2 separate regions of the Mus musculus genome follow, and region 1 is linked to region 2. A link is a loop called in an ENCODE intact Hi-C map of the cell type or tissue named here. Cell type or tissue: heart. All regions are shown on one strand.

Evidence for each region. A loop is a pair of places that touch in the nucleus more often than their neighbours do. Peaks named below come from ENCODE experiments on the same cell type or tissue, not always from the same donor. Only the 100,000 strongest peaks of a DNase experiment are listed, where the experiment ranks them.
Region 1: it touches region 2 in a loop (2.1-fold over the local background); 2 of 42 quality-filtered maps call a loop at or near these places.

Annotation. Positions count from the first base shown.
Region 1 is chr4:95,842,217-95,850,216 of GRCm38, reverse strand. It overlaps Fggy (FGGY carbohydrate kinase domain containing), which reads right to left. Exons shown (of 16, transcript NM_001113412.1): 13 at 6,024-6,144; 14 at 541-635. Among named protein-coding and RNA genes, the nearest start is that of Hook1, 120 kb to the left of the region's middle. In heart, no CTCF peak of the experiment used is centred here; a DNase peak (open chromatin) is centred at 4,016; H3K27ac peaks cover 2,040 bases.
Region 2 is chr4:95,778,248-95,786,247 of GRCm38, reverse strand. All of the region lies in intron 8 of Fggy (FGGY carbohydrate kinase domain containing), which reads right to left. Among named protein-coding and RNA genes, the nearest start is that of Hook1, 190 kb to the left of the region's middle. In heart, no CTCF peak of the experiment used is centred here; no DNase peak of the experiment used is centred here.

The DNA of each region.
Region 1 (8,000 bases), 64 kb before region 2:
TTTTTTTTTTGTCTTGGCTGCCAGGAAGCTCAGAGCAAAATCGTGTACTCAAATCACCACCACCAAATTGTTTCCGGCTTCCTAAACTTTGTTCCTTCTTTTTATTTTTAATTCTTTTTTTTTTTCCCCTCACCAACACTTTCTTTTGTGTTTCTTGTTGGCCCAGGCTTCAAAGGTATTTGGAAAGTGATGCAGATGAAATAAACAAATAAAACACTGAAGCCCATGTGGAAAACCAATATTTTGAGCATCAACTCTTTCACTTGATCAAAGGAAAATGGCCAAGCAGAAACTGAAGCTAAATAATGTAGGAGCTCCTATAAAGAGAGAGAAGCAGAACAATTCACATGAACAGAGGTGAAACCAAAGGGAGGCCACAGTGACTACGTCAGAGGCGGCGAGTGCCTGTGATTCTCTGGCTGCAACCTATCATTCCCTAATTATATCCTGTATGTGTTTTGCAAGCTGTGAGCTGCTGTCAAGAGGACAGACAGCCTCAGACAGGGCAGGGACCACAGCCACCCATGGATCCTAACATACCTGCACAGAAGTGAAGTCCCCTGAGGCACAGGCACCCAGAATAGCAGCTCCCACGAGGACAGACTCCACCTCTTGTGACAGGACCACAGGCATGCCTGCACAGGACAAAGTCATACCTTGGTTAACAGTAGAACCAGGGCTGTGAGGAGCCAGCAAACACCTCTGGAGGCAAACCCGCTGATGTCAAAGCAGCAGTACTTTATACCTCCCCGAAGTCCCCAGTCCTTGGGATTTGGGTTTTGGGAGATTTCTCTGCCTTGTGATGGCCAGTGTACCAGCCACAAGCCTCAAGGTGGCCAATACCATACCTATCAACTTGTAAGGCTTTGGCACCCAGGTTCCTGGTTTACCTCTAACTTTATCACATGTTTTGCTGGGCCCAGTAAAGGCTGAAATGAAAGGCTGTTCCCTGCTAATCCAGTCTCAGATGGGCTGATGGATACAGGCCATGGAAGGGCTGGTTCTCTGACTCATCTCCAGTACAAGCCATAATCCTTAGATAGTCTGGTAAGACCCTTACCATCTGGCTTCTCTTTTTCCTAGCCACCACATGAACCTACTTTCCTTGTGATTTCTTGAGTTGGTTTCAGAGCTCTTCCAGATGTCCATGTAACTGGCTCTTCACCACAGTACAAATGCAACCCTAGCTTTCCTTGGTCACTGTGTTTAGAACGATGAGACAACTTCATTGCTCCTTCTGTGCTCCTATATCCCCCACCCCCTTTTCTACCATGTGGTTTCCTTACTTAGTCCTGCACCTTGCCCTGCAACTGACATTACATGAGGCTAGGGGCTCCATTCTGTCTACCACCATGTCTCTGACACTTAGAGCAGGGTCCAAGCCATCAATTAACTGGTGAGAGAATGAGTCTCTGAGCCAGCGGTTGACAGTAACATGGGACTGAAACAGTCATGTGACTGAAATGTCATGCGAAGGTAAGTAGGTATCCACCAGGCGCAAAGAATCCGCCTACATGACAAGTGCCAAGGTTGAAGATCCATGTGGATTTCACAGGCAGTTCTGGTTCCTTACGTGATTTACACCTCTGCTTCTTCACTCAGTTCACAGTGTGATCCTAAGTTAGGATCTCCACCCCTCTGTACCTCAGTTTCCTGATCTGAAGGATGGGGATAAAATTCCACCTACTTTCACAGGATGACATGATTTTCTAATCAATAGATGACGGGAAATGCCACAGAGGAAAGGTCTGCAGCAGAAAGGCTTCCTTTAGACAAAGGCTACAGCCCTCTTCTTGCCTCTCTAGGGAAGCCCACTTAGTATCTTACCTATCTCCTCCAGTTCAGGTCAGCTCTAGCCATCCCCCTACACAGACAGTTGGTAAACAGAATCCTTCTGACATCTTAGAGGACTTGAAGAATTATAACAGAACCTGCTTCTCACTGTGCTACTAAGCCACCAGGAAAAGTGACAGATCTGAGAGAGGCTCAGGCCTGGCTTCCTCCCTGCTTTCTTTCTTTTGGAGTCCTTCCCCATCTCTTTAATGCCTTCAGCCCTGGTAACCTCCGGGCCAGTGGATGACACAGTGGACATGAAACTTAAATAAACATTTGAAGATAGGGATCCTACTTGGAAAGTTCTACAGATGAAATGGTTCCTTTAGACAAAGGCCACAGTTCCCTTCCCTCCTCTTCTAAGGAGGCTCATTTGCTAACTTACCTAGCTCCTCCAGGTCAGGTCAGCTCCCACCCCCTTACAGACAGCCAGGAAACAGAAATCAAATAGGGACCAGGCTCACTGCACAGGTGCACTGTGTGGGCTGGTGACAGCGCACTCAGGTGGAGCTCCCATGTTTGCATTCTGTGTGAAGCCCTGGGGACATGGTGGCTGTTACTGTTAGACTCAACATGGCCAAGAACAAAGGCTCTGTATGGATGTCATGGGAGCTGGAGAGCAGAGCTTCGAGGAAGGAAAAAGACAGATACCAGGCCACAAAGAAAGGTACTGGTGGCTCAGCCAGAAATCATACTACACGCTGTGTAAATCTGTTACCACTCAGGCCTCCTATTGATAGAGAACTGGGTTTTTTTGTTTGTTTGTTTTGTTTTGTTTTGTTTTAAGACACTCTTCCAAACATTGTTCATCTTCAGCTCTTCACAATAGACCCACAACTTCACAATTTCTGAGTAGGAAGGAATGAGTCCTAGGCTGCTCCCTTAGACAGTAGAGGCCAGGGGAACCCCCTAGTAGCTCCTCATTAGCTCTCACTCTTGAATTGGCTTGCCAGAGTTTGAATTCTGGCTTCCTTGCTGACACAGCTGTGCAATATTAGACAGGTTGTTTAACCATTTCTTACCTCTGTTTTCTCATTTGCAAAGTGCCCTCTGGTTAAAACTGAACTAAGCTCCTATCTTGGGCTGGGTCCCTCCAGTTCCTCATCCCTAAGCCTAGGGAATAGAAATAGGTTAGCAGCTATGGGGGTCTTCCTGGCTGCCTAGGTTTTCCTTACCTCTGTAAATAAACCCTTTATTCAAGTTGGCCAAGTTTAAGTAAGCTTACCTTTCCTGCCTGGCCTGTCACCTCTGATCTCCGGGTCTCTATTATATTCTTCTGCACACTGGTCAGAAGACAATGGAAACTTTGCTGTTTGGTAATGGACTTCTTGGAGACATCTTGTTCTTTGTATCCTCAAGCCAAGTACTTGACAGCCTGTGTACCCAGGGGGTGCTTGTGAGTGTTGGCGGGAGGAGGGGTGTTGGGGGGTAAAGAACTAAAAGTCAGAATAGTGAGACAGGAAGAAGGAAACCCTAGAGAAACTGCCAGCCCTAAAAAAGCACAATTTACAAGACTGAACATTTAGTCCCAAGTCTGCAGGACGGTTACAGTTACTTGGTACACGCATGCAGACTGTTTTTGGAAATCACAGTTAAGTCCATGGCCAGGGTACAGGAAGTGCCTCTGGTGCCCAAGTCATTTCCCAAGGTGGTACAGCCCATATTTCCTGCCTTAATAAAGCCTGCTTTTCCTAACCTGGCCAAAATTGCTTATAAAATCTTAAACTCTTTTTCTCCACCATGCCTTCTCCTTTTGGGGCATAGGGCTGCCTGGAGGGAGGAAGTGAAGCAACAGGCTAGGATCACTCCCTATGAGCTCCAAGAACCTAGAACTCAATTCCCCAGAGTGGTCTACATGAGGTAGACAACAACGTTGTGGTTTTTTTCAGAAGAGGGACCCCAGGCTCTCACAAGTAAAGTGACTTCCTCTACGTCAGACAGCTGGCCTGCTGATCTTTCCACTACTCGGCTCTGCAATTTTTCATGCGGATGTCTGAGGATTTCATACTATGCTGTGTTTTGCTCTACATTGTTCTGGACAGGGAAAGCAGCGCAATTGTAGTGCTTAAAGGTACCAGGGCCTCACCTTTCCCCAGGCTTCTTTACAGAACAGACTCAAGTGCATTCCTTTCTCTGAGCCCTGGGTAAAGGCAGGAAGAGGGAGGCTTTGCCTGGAATGTCAGCTATTTTATCGGATGCATTAATGAGTTTAGCAGAAGCCAAAGCATTTGAAGGCAGATGCACTGTGCCATCCTTTGTCAGTCATGAGTAGAGGAATTTCAGGCCAAGAAAAGGTCTCTTTGTCCACAACTGTAACTAGCCAGTAGTTAGAGACAAAGGGTCCAATTTCTGCCTGAACCCAAACAGCCACTAACAGCCTTCCATTCAGCAGCCCAGAGAACAACAGTTCCCAATGCAGAGCTTGCAGCAAAGTGGCATTCCCTGGCTTTTTTGACGCTCAGGGACACATGACTAGAGGATGGCCCATTTTCACAAAACCCTGAGCTGTCGTGCCTGCCCAGGCTGTTCCCAGGTCACCTCTGGCTACCCTGCTCAAGGGTCCTCTTTTCCCCATTCCCTGTACTGAAGCTGGCTTTTAACCTGCTTCCATCCAGGTGGGATGTGGCTTTGGGTAACTAAAAGCTAAGAAGTGGGGAATCACAGAGCAGACTTCAGGCCTGTGTCTTAGCTGAGCCATCCAGCTGATCTTACTTTCATTTCTGTCTACTCCACTCTTTGTGGTCCACTTCTGCAGGTTTACAAACCTTGGAACAGGGCTGGCATCATCGGAGAGCAATAAAGGAAAGGTCCAGAAACCTGGCTCAATGGCCCAATCCCAATCCCAATATTATGTGGCTGCCTGATTTAGGGAAGCCAATTGAATGTACCTCTCCTGTCCTTCTTCCTTCTTTGTTTGACTACAATGCAGTCTACTTTCTAATTTCAGCAGTTAGGGAGAATTAATGATTGCAGTATGATTCCTACCAACAGACTAGGCACTTGGCTGAGGGGGGCAAAGTCCATGCTTCCCCACATCCTAATCGATCTTTAACACAACATGCTTTTCTAGGTGAGCCCCCAAATTGTGCCTTGGTCTACTTCTCTGTAAGATATGAATAGGTATTCTAGTTAGTTCCTTATTTAGTACCTTATATGCAGGGAATGAGCCTATCACTTGGATAAAGGCCCCGTATCTGCATGGCCTGGAGCAGGAATGATCTCATGAGTCAGTCTGAGCTCAGACACCAACCTACTCGCTATGGAAGAAACACAATGGGTGGGTTCATACGGAATGGAGCCCAGGGTAAGGTGGGCTCATGACAGACATCTATGCCCCCCGCCAACTACCACCACAAGGGGAGCCTTATCCTGTGCTTATACCTGGTGTCTGGGTACCGAGCAATGGGTACAGGAGGGCGCAACAGTCTCCAGGAGACACTTGGGGAGAAGATACTAGAATGTTGAAGGTACTAGCACAGGGAGACTTGAAGCTAGGTCAGGGTTTATTTATACCCCTGCAAGGTGTCCTCCCAGAGAGCTTTTCCTGGAGCTCTGGACTCTTCCCAGATGCCAGTTTGCCACTGTCCCCTACTCCCTATGCCCATCACAAAGATGCTAAACGCATGACTTTACGACCAGAACCCCTTGGGCACTGAGATGGAATCTCAGCATTTGGGTGCCCTTGGAATTACAGGCCCATGCTAGATCTTGTCCACAGCATTTTGGACCTAGGTTCCTTCTTCAGATAGCCTGATCACTTACCCTGTGCTACAAGATCCAAAACTGAGCAAAGTGCACATTATGCTCTTCCCACTCAGGGCTCTTCTCACAGTGTATTTATTATGTCTGTTTCCTTTCTGCCTTTCTGGGGAGTCCATGAGCTTCATGGAGCTCAGGTCATGTTTTATTCATTTGTTTGTCTTCAATATTCCCCACATAATGCTTGGTACTCAAAAAAGATGGGTAAATGCTCCTTGAATTAAGATCTGTCCTTGCCAACTTTGGTGTCTTGTTTAGTAACTGCACATATCTGAGAGTGCTTTTTTCCATCATGAAGACACAGATTGCACCATTACCTCGATAACTTGAGTCACCACAATGGTTCCCTATCCTCAGCCTGCCTTTACCTTTCACCTCTGCTGACAACCCAAGGTTTTCCACCAGCCCTATATCCCTGCCCTGAGGCTTACCAGTAATGTCAGCATGCATTTGCACAAAAAGCGGATTCTTGCTTAGGCCTCCACATAAGAAGAGGGTACTGAGAGAGTGCCCTGCTGCCTCCATTGTTTCAATGATGAAGCGAGTCCCAAACTTAAAGGAGAAAGCAGAAGAAAACATTAGGGTGGCAGTGAAGGCACACCATCAGCAACTCTCATATTTGGCATGTGCTTGGCCCGGCACCGAGCACTCTGCCTTACCCTCCTAGAGATTTGAGGCTCAGGGGTCATGCCTGTGATCACACACTCAAGCTGTGATCGCACAGCTGGCTCACACATAGAATTCTACCTTGTAGAATGACTCCCAACCCCTGCATGCTCCTTTTGCTTCTCTCAGGATTAATATGACAAAGAGTAAAACAGTTGGGCTGTTATCACAGCTCATGTGTTTACTTTTTATATTGTTTTAATTTTGTATGGGATTATAATAAAATTACATCATTTTTCCCTTCAAGCCTCCTGATATACCCCTCCCTATCTTTCAAATTAATAGTCTTTTATTAATTTTTCTTACTTAATGTCTGAAGCATGTGGGTCTTTCCTCATCCACTCTAGCATGTCTATTGGTGTTCATGTTTGGGCAGTCAGTTATGTTGCTGAGATTTTATGCTTGTAGCTTCTGACATTCTTAGGAGACATGGTCTTCCAGCAAACTCTCTGATTCTCTGATTCTTACAACTTTTCCATCCACTCTTCTGCAATGTTCTCAGAGCCTTAAGTATCACTTCTCATTTTAACACAGTACATTCAAATGTACTGTGATGAGAGTCAATTGTGGCTCAGGCCCTCTATGAGGGTCTTCCCATGGGCTCACACGTGGGGTGGTCTCCATTCACTAAATTGGAACTGACAATATTGTCATTAGAAAAGTCACACACACATACACACACACACACACACTCACCAAGAGAGAGAGAAACAGAGAGACAGACAGACAGACAGACAGAGAGAAAGAGAGAGAGAGAGAGAGAGAGAAAGAGCAAAAAATAAAAATAACAACCTTCAGAAACAGAACTATGAAAAGATATAAAGCCTTTGGCTAGCAAAAGACTAAGAAAACTAAAACTGTGTTTTAATTGTGTTCAAATTGTGAGCTGGGGTGATACAGAGGGCACACACTATGGTTGGCTCAGGGCTTTATTCAAGCCTTCTGCTGTAATGTCTGTCATATCTTCTGGAAATGAGTCATCTCCACTCCCAATTTGCTGAGTTTACTACTTATTCAGTATCTTTGCTATGCTTTGTACTACCTTAAAGCCATTAAGGTGAATCTTAATGGGTAATTTGTAGTTTGGGTTTGGCTATTTAAGTAGCTGAAACCATAATTTTGGGGGGATGTTCAAAACTTAGAAGCTCAAAATTCCTAATTTATTTGAGGGTATGGTATTTTTGTTTGTTTGCTTGTTTGTTTTGACACAAGGTTTCTCTGTATAGCTCTGGTGAACCTGGAACTCACTTTGTAGACCAGGCTGGCCTCGAACTCAGAAACCCACCTGCCTCTGCCTCCCAAGTGCTGGGATTAAAGGCGTGCACCACCACCACCCTTCCTGTAGATGGTTGGTTGTGAGCTACCATGTGGTTGCTGGGAATTGAACTCAGGACCTCTGGAAGAGGTTGGTGCTCTTAACCACTGAGACATCTCTCCAGCCCCTGATTTTTTTTTTTAAAGCTAAACTATGATGTAGCATTAAGAAGTCAGTTAGGGTGATGTTAAGAAGTGTTTCTGAGTCAGACAGTAGTGGCGCACACTTTTAATCCCAGCACTTGGGAGGCAGAGGCAGGCAGATTTCTGAGTTCGAGGCCAGTATGGTCTATAGCGTGAGTTCAAGGACAGCCAGGGCTACACAGAGAAACCCTGTCTTGAAAAACAAAACAAAACAACAAAACAAACAAAAAAAAGAAGAAGTGGCTCTGAAGAAAAACAAGGAGAATATTTTTAGTGGACAGAGA
Region 2 (8,000 bases):
GAGAAGTTTCAATTTGCCAGACATGGGTGCTGGGTCCTCTAGAAAAGAGCAAGTGCTCTTAACTTGAGGCATCTACCCAGCTTCTTCCCCATCATCCCTTGCCTCTTCATGGATTGAATGTACCGCATCTGCTGGTTTGACATTGGCTTTTAATGTATCCATCCAACTCAAGCACAAAGCCAATTCTTAAATGGCTAATCTTAGACACTTAAAAGGGGAAGGAGCCATGGCCAGTGCTTTAAACCTGCTAGTGCCCAGATTCAGTTTTCATCTGGCCAAACATTTCATCTCTCACCTTACTAAAAAAAAATCTCATCTTGGGGATGTCATCTTCTTGGGATAGCTGTGCTTTACCAAGTAGTCTCTCTGCTCTGGAAATCTTGGTGAAAGTGACCATGAAGAACACCAGTCTGACTACCACCCTGGAGGAGGGCTATGTGTATGTACCCAACACTAAGGAAGGTCTTTCACTGTGGAACTGTCCTACTTGAAATGCATCACCACTGAACCTCCACACAGCCTCATAGTGCTCATTTGTGTCTATGATTCAGCCATTTCAAAACAGCTCTTGAGTCCCCTCCAAAAAGAAGGTGAGTAACTTTTCTTAGAAGAAAAGGTGGACAATCTATAAAGTAAAACGAAACACTCAAGTTCAGAAATAACGGCTCCCTTTTATTTATTGGGCTACTATGGTTTCTGATGCCCCAATATTGAAAAAAAAACAATGTATATGGTATGATTGAGGTCAGCAACTTGCTTACAATTCACCAAAACCATCACTCAGTAATCTTTTATAGACTCTTTCCCCAGACAGTGCCTCATTCATTTAGTTTTAAGTGTTAGTCTGGTCAGAAGAAAGCTGCTGCAGTTATAGTTACATAGAACTACAAAGAACATGATAATAGCCTTGCCCTCAGTGGTAATAAATGGATAGTATAGGATCCTTACATTGGAGAGCAGGCCCCTCCATAGCCCACCCAGACCTTCCTACCTCCTTACATTGACCTAAGACTAGCTCCCGAACATCACAGATACAAGCATGAATTATAAAATGCCATTCCAGAATGGCAAGATGGTTTTGGATCCTCAGGCAAGGACAGCCATCAAGATAACTCGTAAGTTCATCCAGTGCTTATCCCTCTGCAAATCTGGCATTTCATTCAGAATTTACAGAGTGTCAAGAGTGCCACGTTTGTGTTACAGATTAGATAAGGGGCAAATGACACATGAGTTTATTCTGTTGCCCAAATAAGAGTACTGGGTATGAATCCTTTTAAGTTTTTGCTGTAACTCCATTCTGACAGCTCATCGAGTAAATGGCCAACATCACACACAGCAGCGCTCCTTGTGCTGTAACAAAGTTAGCTGCTGAACACAATTCATGTTCATTCAATTGCTAAGAAAGAAGAAGGAACAGGGTTAATCGCGTAGCAATGGGTTCAAAGACAAGTCTACTGCTCACTATACAACTGGGCAACTCACTCTTTCTTGACACTAAGTTGAGATAACAACGTTTATTCAAGTCAATATGAGAAGGAGTACAAATATTTCAAAACCCCTTACACCATGGTCATTTTTCAAGTATTCATTGGCTGTATTAACTGAACAGGGCAGAGCATGGCTCTAAGAATTCTTTCCATTTTTGGTATGATGAATGTAGAAATGTGTAAGAATGCTCACAACTTTCCAGAGCAGGAATGGAGAGAAAATGAAGCATGATAGGAGTTGAAGGTAGTAAGAATGCCAGATGTTACAGGGCTTGCTTGGTCTTCTGTAGGTCAGTGACTTTCATTTTCCATGAAATAGAAAAACACTGAATGTTTCTCAGCAAAGGAAGGATATAATTAGAGCTATGACTGAGGAGACCTCATTGGTTATTGTGATGAGAATAACCTAGCAGTGTCCAGGAAGAAAAAAGGGAAATGGGTCAGGAGATATTACAGCATATTGTAGAATTTTTTTTCCCTCTACCCCTTTTTTTTTGAGACAGGGCTAATCTGAAACTCACAATCTCTAAACCGCCAAAGTGTTGAGTTTACAAGACTTGTACCACCAATCTCATCCAGCCTTATGCTGTAGCCTTATAGGATGAAGTAGAGAATGAGATCTCTCAGTACAGGAGGATAGAAGGAGATGAGGCAGAGCCTTGTGTGTGCATCATTTGTAGAAGCATCTTCCTAGTGATGGACATGCAGAGAAGCCTGGCTTTCTCTATCTCCTCTCCATTTCCTGTCACATTTGTTCCATCAACTCCTTTCTATATTTCCAGGGTGAAATTTCAGATGGATCAACAGCATTCTCTCTATTTTTCAGAAATAAAAGTCTAGGAACAGAAAGACAGCTCAGGCAAGATAAATGCACTTGCTGTATAAGCTTGAAGACCTGAGATTGATCCCTGGAACTGACTCTACAAAGTTGTCCATTATTCTCTACACATGCACCACATGCCCCATTATAACACATGAACACACATACAACAGCAGCAGCAACATATAAGTAAACAACTTAGAGTCCTTGGGGCACCTCCAGATATTATGTGCACACTCTGCACTAACAGTTCAAATTCCCATGCTGCCTAGTTGAAACTTCCTCCTTGTGTAGCCAAAGCTACTTCTAGACTTAAGACTAGAATTGTAGAAAGGGGCTTCTGCCATACCTCATGCTGCACTGGCTGTGACTGAGTTCATCCCACAGGGGACAGATTCTAAGAAAGGTATTAGAGGGTAATGTGTCTATGATCCGGTTTCAACCTGCCTCGGAGCATGGTGCAAACCTGACTCTAGGGAATGTGCTTCTGCCCATCCACTGCAGGGCCCTCGCATGTGGCTCCCCAATCCTGGTGGACTTTCTGGTGGCTCAGCCCCATTTGGGGGTTGGTCCCTGTCCTTCAGTGGATCTTTTTATGGTGTCCTCTTTAAGAGCTAGACATACTGCTTTTCATTTTCTTCTGTATGTACCCCAATTGCGCTTTTAGTTTTACTATTGAGGAAAGAGCAGCTAGTCTTGTTTTCTTTCCCTAGGTAAGACACTACCTTTGACATTTTCACCTCCATTTTACATGCCCAGAGTATCTTGAGAGAAACTTCTTGATACTTCAGCCAGTCTTGCGCATGAGATCTGGTCTCTGAGCCTTTAAAATCCACTCATATAGAAAGATCACTATGGTACCTTGTTACATGTCGTCAGAATAGAATATCCATGGTGGACAGAAGGCAGATGGAGTTGTGAGAACCACTGTGAGTTAACTTCCCCTCTTCTATAGGCAGAAAATTCCAAGTCAGCAAACTTTCTAACTTTGGGTATTATAACAGAAATAAGACATGAAATGACACTTGAAAAGAGAGGCATATATACATATTACAGCCAGCAGAAAGAGCTGGGACTATTATAGTATTCTTGTACTGCCTGCTTTATAGCAACTAGCCTTCTCCAGCTATTTTCCCAGAAGCATATCTACAAGCATAATTCCTTGGGCATCCAGCTAGGTTTTTAGGAAAGTAAACGTAAGTTTTCTACTATATTCAACCCTATTCCAATTAATACCAGAATCTGGGGCCCTCTCGTCCCATAATAGACAATTATTTATGAGCACAAAGTCTTAATTCAAAATAATCAGTTTTAATACTTCAGGATTACATATATAAATTAAGAGTACAGCATGAGATGAATAGTCAAGTTTAAGCAGAAAATGAAATAAGCAATTATTCCATTAAAGAGAATATTTATTTCTTTCCTTATTAAATCATCTTTAACCAGCTGGCTTCAGTTCAGACAGAGTTCACCATCTTTAGTAGCTAAGTTTAATAGCTGGCAGCAAAACACTGCATGATTGACTCATTCATTCATCCCTTCATATGTCACATGACTCGGTGGCCATGCCAGATATTGGACAGAGGTATTAACAGTATCATGATTGGCTCAACTTGTGGAATACGGGACGAGAAAAGAGCCGGCATTGACTCACTTTGCAAAAGGAATTTCCTAGGTCTCAACATGTAAGTATCAAGTGTCTCCCATCCGTTTATTCAATATATTCCAAATGCCCAGTTAAGTCCCAAGTTCTGTGCTGGACATCGGGAACGAAACAGTGTCAACAGTCCCTTTTCTAGAAAGGCTGACTCCCTTGATAGAGCTCTGCAGCAGCAGAGCATTGCTTTCCAGAAGAACCTTCCGTGCAGTTAAATCATGGCTCACTGATATTCTGTTCTAAGCACTATAGAAATCATCTCCTCAATTCATAAAAGATATACTTATTTTTACATCACCTCAACATCACTGAAGAAACTTTAAGTATGTCTTAGATGAGAATACTTTTTATTAATGGAATAGACCAACATTATACCAGAGGGCACGGCAAACACAATTAGACCAAAGTGCACAAGAAGAGATGCAGGGCTAGAGTGATAGTTTAGCTGTGAAGAATGCCTGATGCTCTTGCAGAGGAACTCAAGTTTGGATGCACCACTCATGTCCAGTGGCTCAAAAACTCCTGTATCTTCACCTCCAGGCAATCCAATACCCTCTTCTGGCCTCTGCAGGTATCTGCATACAGTTGGCATACACTGACACAGTTACACACTCACACACACACACACACACACACATTAATAATAAAAGGAAAGGACAAAACTTATGAGTCTAAACAATTCATACTGTCATCTTCACCTAAATTGCATCATTCCTAACCCACGTGTCAGAGAAAATATTGCTTCACCAAAGCCTTCACAGAGCATCTGCCTTTTGAGTTAACCTGTTACTTTTAGCTAAAAGTGGGGTGGGTGGAAGACTGGTAAATATAGTGAAAGTTCTTAATATGGGCAGATAATTCTGAACAAATGGGGAGGGGCATTTTAATATCGACAAACTGACCTTTGTAGAGAAGCTGATGGACAGAAGATCAGGTGATGCCACAGAAGCCAAGACACAGTGACATATGCCACAGCGGTATAGTGACAAGCCAAGGAACACATCAGCCACCAATGCTGAACAAGGGAGGAGACCTGCCAAGGGCGCACAGCCCTTCGGATATTTGATTTCTGCTGAGTGAAACTGAGTTTGGACTTGCATCCTGCAGAAACACTAAAATCTCTGTCTCTGTCTCTGTCTCTGTGTGTGTGTGTGTGTGTGTGTGTGTGTGTGTGTGTGTATACATATATACATGTTAAATTTAGGCCACTAAGTTTGTGAAAATTTCTTATAGTAACAACCTTAGCTTTCTGGCTCCCAGCACCAGAAGAAAAGTATAATCAGTTGTATAACAATTCTTATTAGGAAAACAAAACAAAACAAAACCCTCGATCTGTTCAAATTATACAATGTATTCCATACAGTAAATTCTAAAGCAAATCCGCAAGTGGAATTTTGAATGGGGTACAATAAGTGACATATCAACTTATCAGGACAGTTACAATAAACAGGCCTGGTCTTCACGTGGCTTCCTCATCCCTTCGCACTCATGTTTTACTCCACCTTCCTTCACCCATTTTTTCCTTTCTGAATTATGAAAACATTCAATTCTACAATGAGTTTATACTTAATAGAAAATAGCTAAAAATATGCAAGGCATTTCTATATGTTCTTCATCCAGCTATTTCCAATGTAAAGCATGTTGTCCTTATATGAGTAAGCACAGTCATGATAGCACATGGTAGCTTGCGTATACACACATATACACACAAAACACACACACACACAAGGCTCCTTCATTTGGGCTTCTGACACTTCCTCTTTGTTATACACAGGTTAGGCATTGAAGCAGGATGAAGGAAGACCGAACTATAATTGTGTCTGCATGGCTGCTTTTTGGGGAGGATCTTTGTTAAGAGCCAAGGGCCAAAATTATAAAATTTCTGATCTAAAAACATATTAGATAATGTTGTAAGAACAATCTGTATCTCATAAGTACTCAGTCCAAGAAAATCCAGGCAGTCCACTGCCTCTCACACTTCTACCTTTGTCAAGAGACTGAGCTGATGTAGCAAAGGAGGCTCTGATGCATCTGCTCTCTACCCCAGTGACCTCTACTGCATCTGCTCTCTACCCCAGTGACCTCTACTGCATCTGCTCTCTACCCCAGTGACCTCTACTGCATCTGCTCTCTACCCCAGTGACCTCTACTGCATCTGCTCTCTACCCCAGTGACCTCTACTGCATCTGGTCTCTACCCCAGTGACCTCTACTGCATCTGCTCTCTATCCCAGTGACCTCTACTGCATCTGCTCTCTATCCCAGTGACCTCTACTGCATCTGCTCTCTAACCAAGTGGCCTCTACTGCATCTGCTCTCTACCCAAGTGACCTCTACTGCATCTGCTCTCTACCCCAGTGACCTCTATTGCATCTGCTCTCTGCCCAAGTAAGCTCTACTACATCTGTTCTCTAGCCATATTGATTTTGCTGCCCCTAAGCACTACTGATAGGATATAAACATCTTTCAAGTGCCTCTTACCACAACCTCAGATGAACAACCTTGACATTCTCTCATCCCAACTGCTAATATCCCTTACTTGCCCTCCTAGCATCCACTCAGGTATCTCTTTTCAATATGTGCAGCAAACTGCAGCTACTTACATGTGTGGTAAACCCAGCCATCATCCACTATGATTAAAGGCTGATCGCAAGCCTTAACAGGATGCTCACAGTCCCAGTTCATTCTCTTCCACTGCTTCTCCAGCTTGCTCATTTCAGCCTTCCCTCCAGCCCTACGCCAATGCTATCAATATTCTAGACATCTACTGTTGCACTCTTTTTTTCTCTCCATTGCTGGCTAGTGCCAAATACACACTCTTCCCCATCACGACTGAACTATGCTTAGTCAGTTATTCAGTCCACCAATTGAAGCACCCCTTCCTTATTAAAGCCTTCTCCATAGTACCCCAAACAAGGTATACCACTGTATGCCATATGGTGGGTCCTTTCATGGTGGTTCCAGCACACATATCACTCTTAGAAGAGGAGATTAAAAATTACAGAACATCTTAAAAAATACTAAGTGCTTATGTGTCCTTCATCAACAAATGGCAGTTCCTCTAGACCACTTCTGAAAGCAGTTATGTTCTACACAGCCAAAACCTTCAACAAATAGAATTCACTAAGGTTTTAAGATCTGTGGCAATTATCCTTTTGTCTTCCTAGGTTCAGCCCAAATTCCTAAGTTTCATCATTTGTTTTTACTTCTTTTAGAATTTCCATGGATGCAATATTTTTGTGCCTACTTCTCTCATTTCTTCTTTGTGTTACTTTATAATTGTTGCACTTATCCACTATATGTAGATGCAGTCTATTCATTAAACATGTAAGTCAGCATATGAATATGATAGTTTAGCAATATGTTCTACTAATGGAAATCCAAACAGGGGATAGTATGATATATGATGTATTAAAAAGGCTCTGTGTATATTGTTTCACAGTGCGGGAGTTTCCCCAAGATTTTATCTAGGAATGAAATTGGTAGAGTGTTGAGCATATGCATACTTAAATGTACTTTGACATGATTATGCAATTTACGCTTCCTCCCCATCTCTTCCTCTGGACTATAACTGACTCAAGGGCTACTTCTACTCTTCGTTATGCCCCATGCCTGGCTTGCAGTCGGTGTTGAACAAGGAAGGTACTTTGGAGCTAAGGCACTCTATATTGAACATAGGTCTGCCAACCTAATAACAAAACCTATGGGTTTTTGTTCTACCACATTTTCCTTATCTACAAAAACTTTATGATCAGTTGTACGGTATTACTTACTTCCCAGTGTAATAGGACTGATCAAATGTAGATCGAGGTAACAACACAAGAAGGTATGGGAATTGTTACCACTGTTTCTCCACTTTGCACCTGGACCAGAGGCCCCAGGATGGGACATGTGAGAGAGGCTTGTCAACAGGAAATGTCCCGTGCATTTATATGGATTAATATAACTTTGTGGAGGGAAGTAGGGTTTCAAATATCACTGCAAAAAGAACAAGGGAGACCAATTAATGGTTCTGAGTCCACACTGCACCTGTG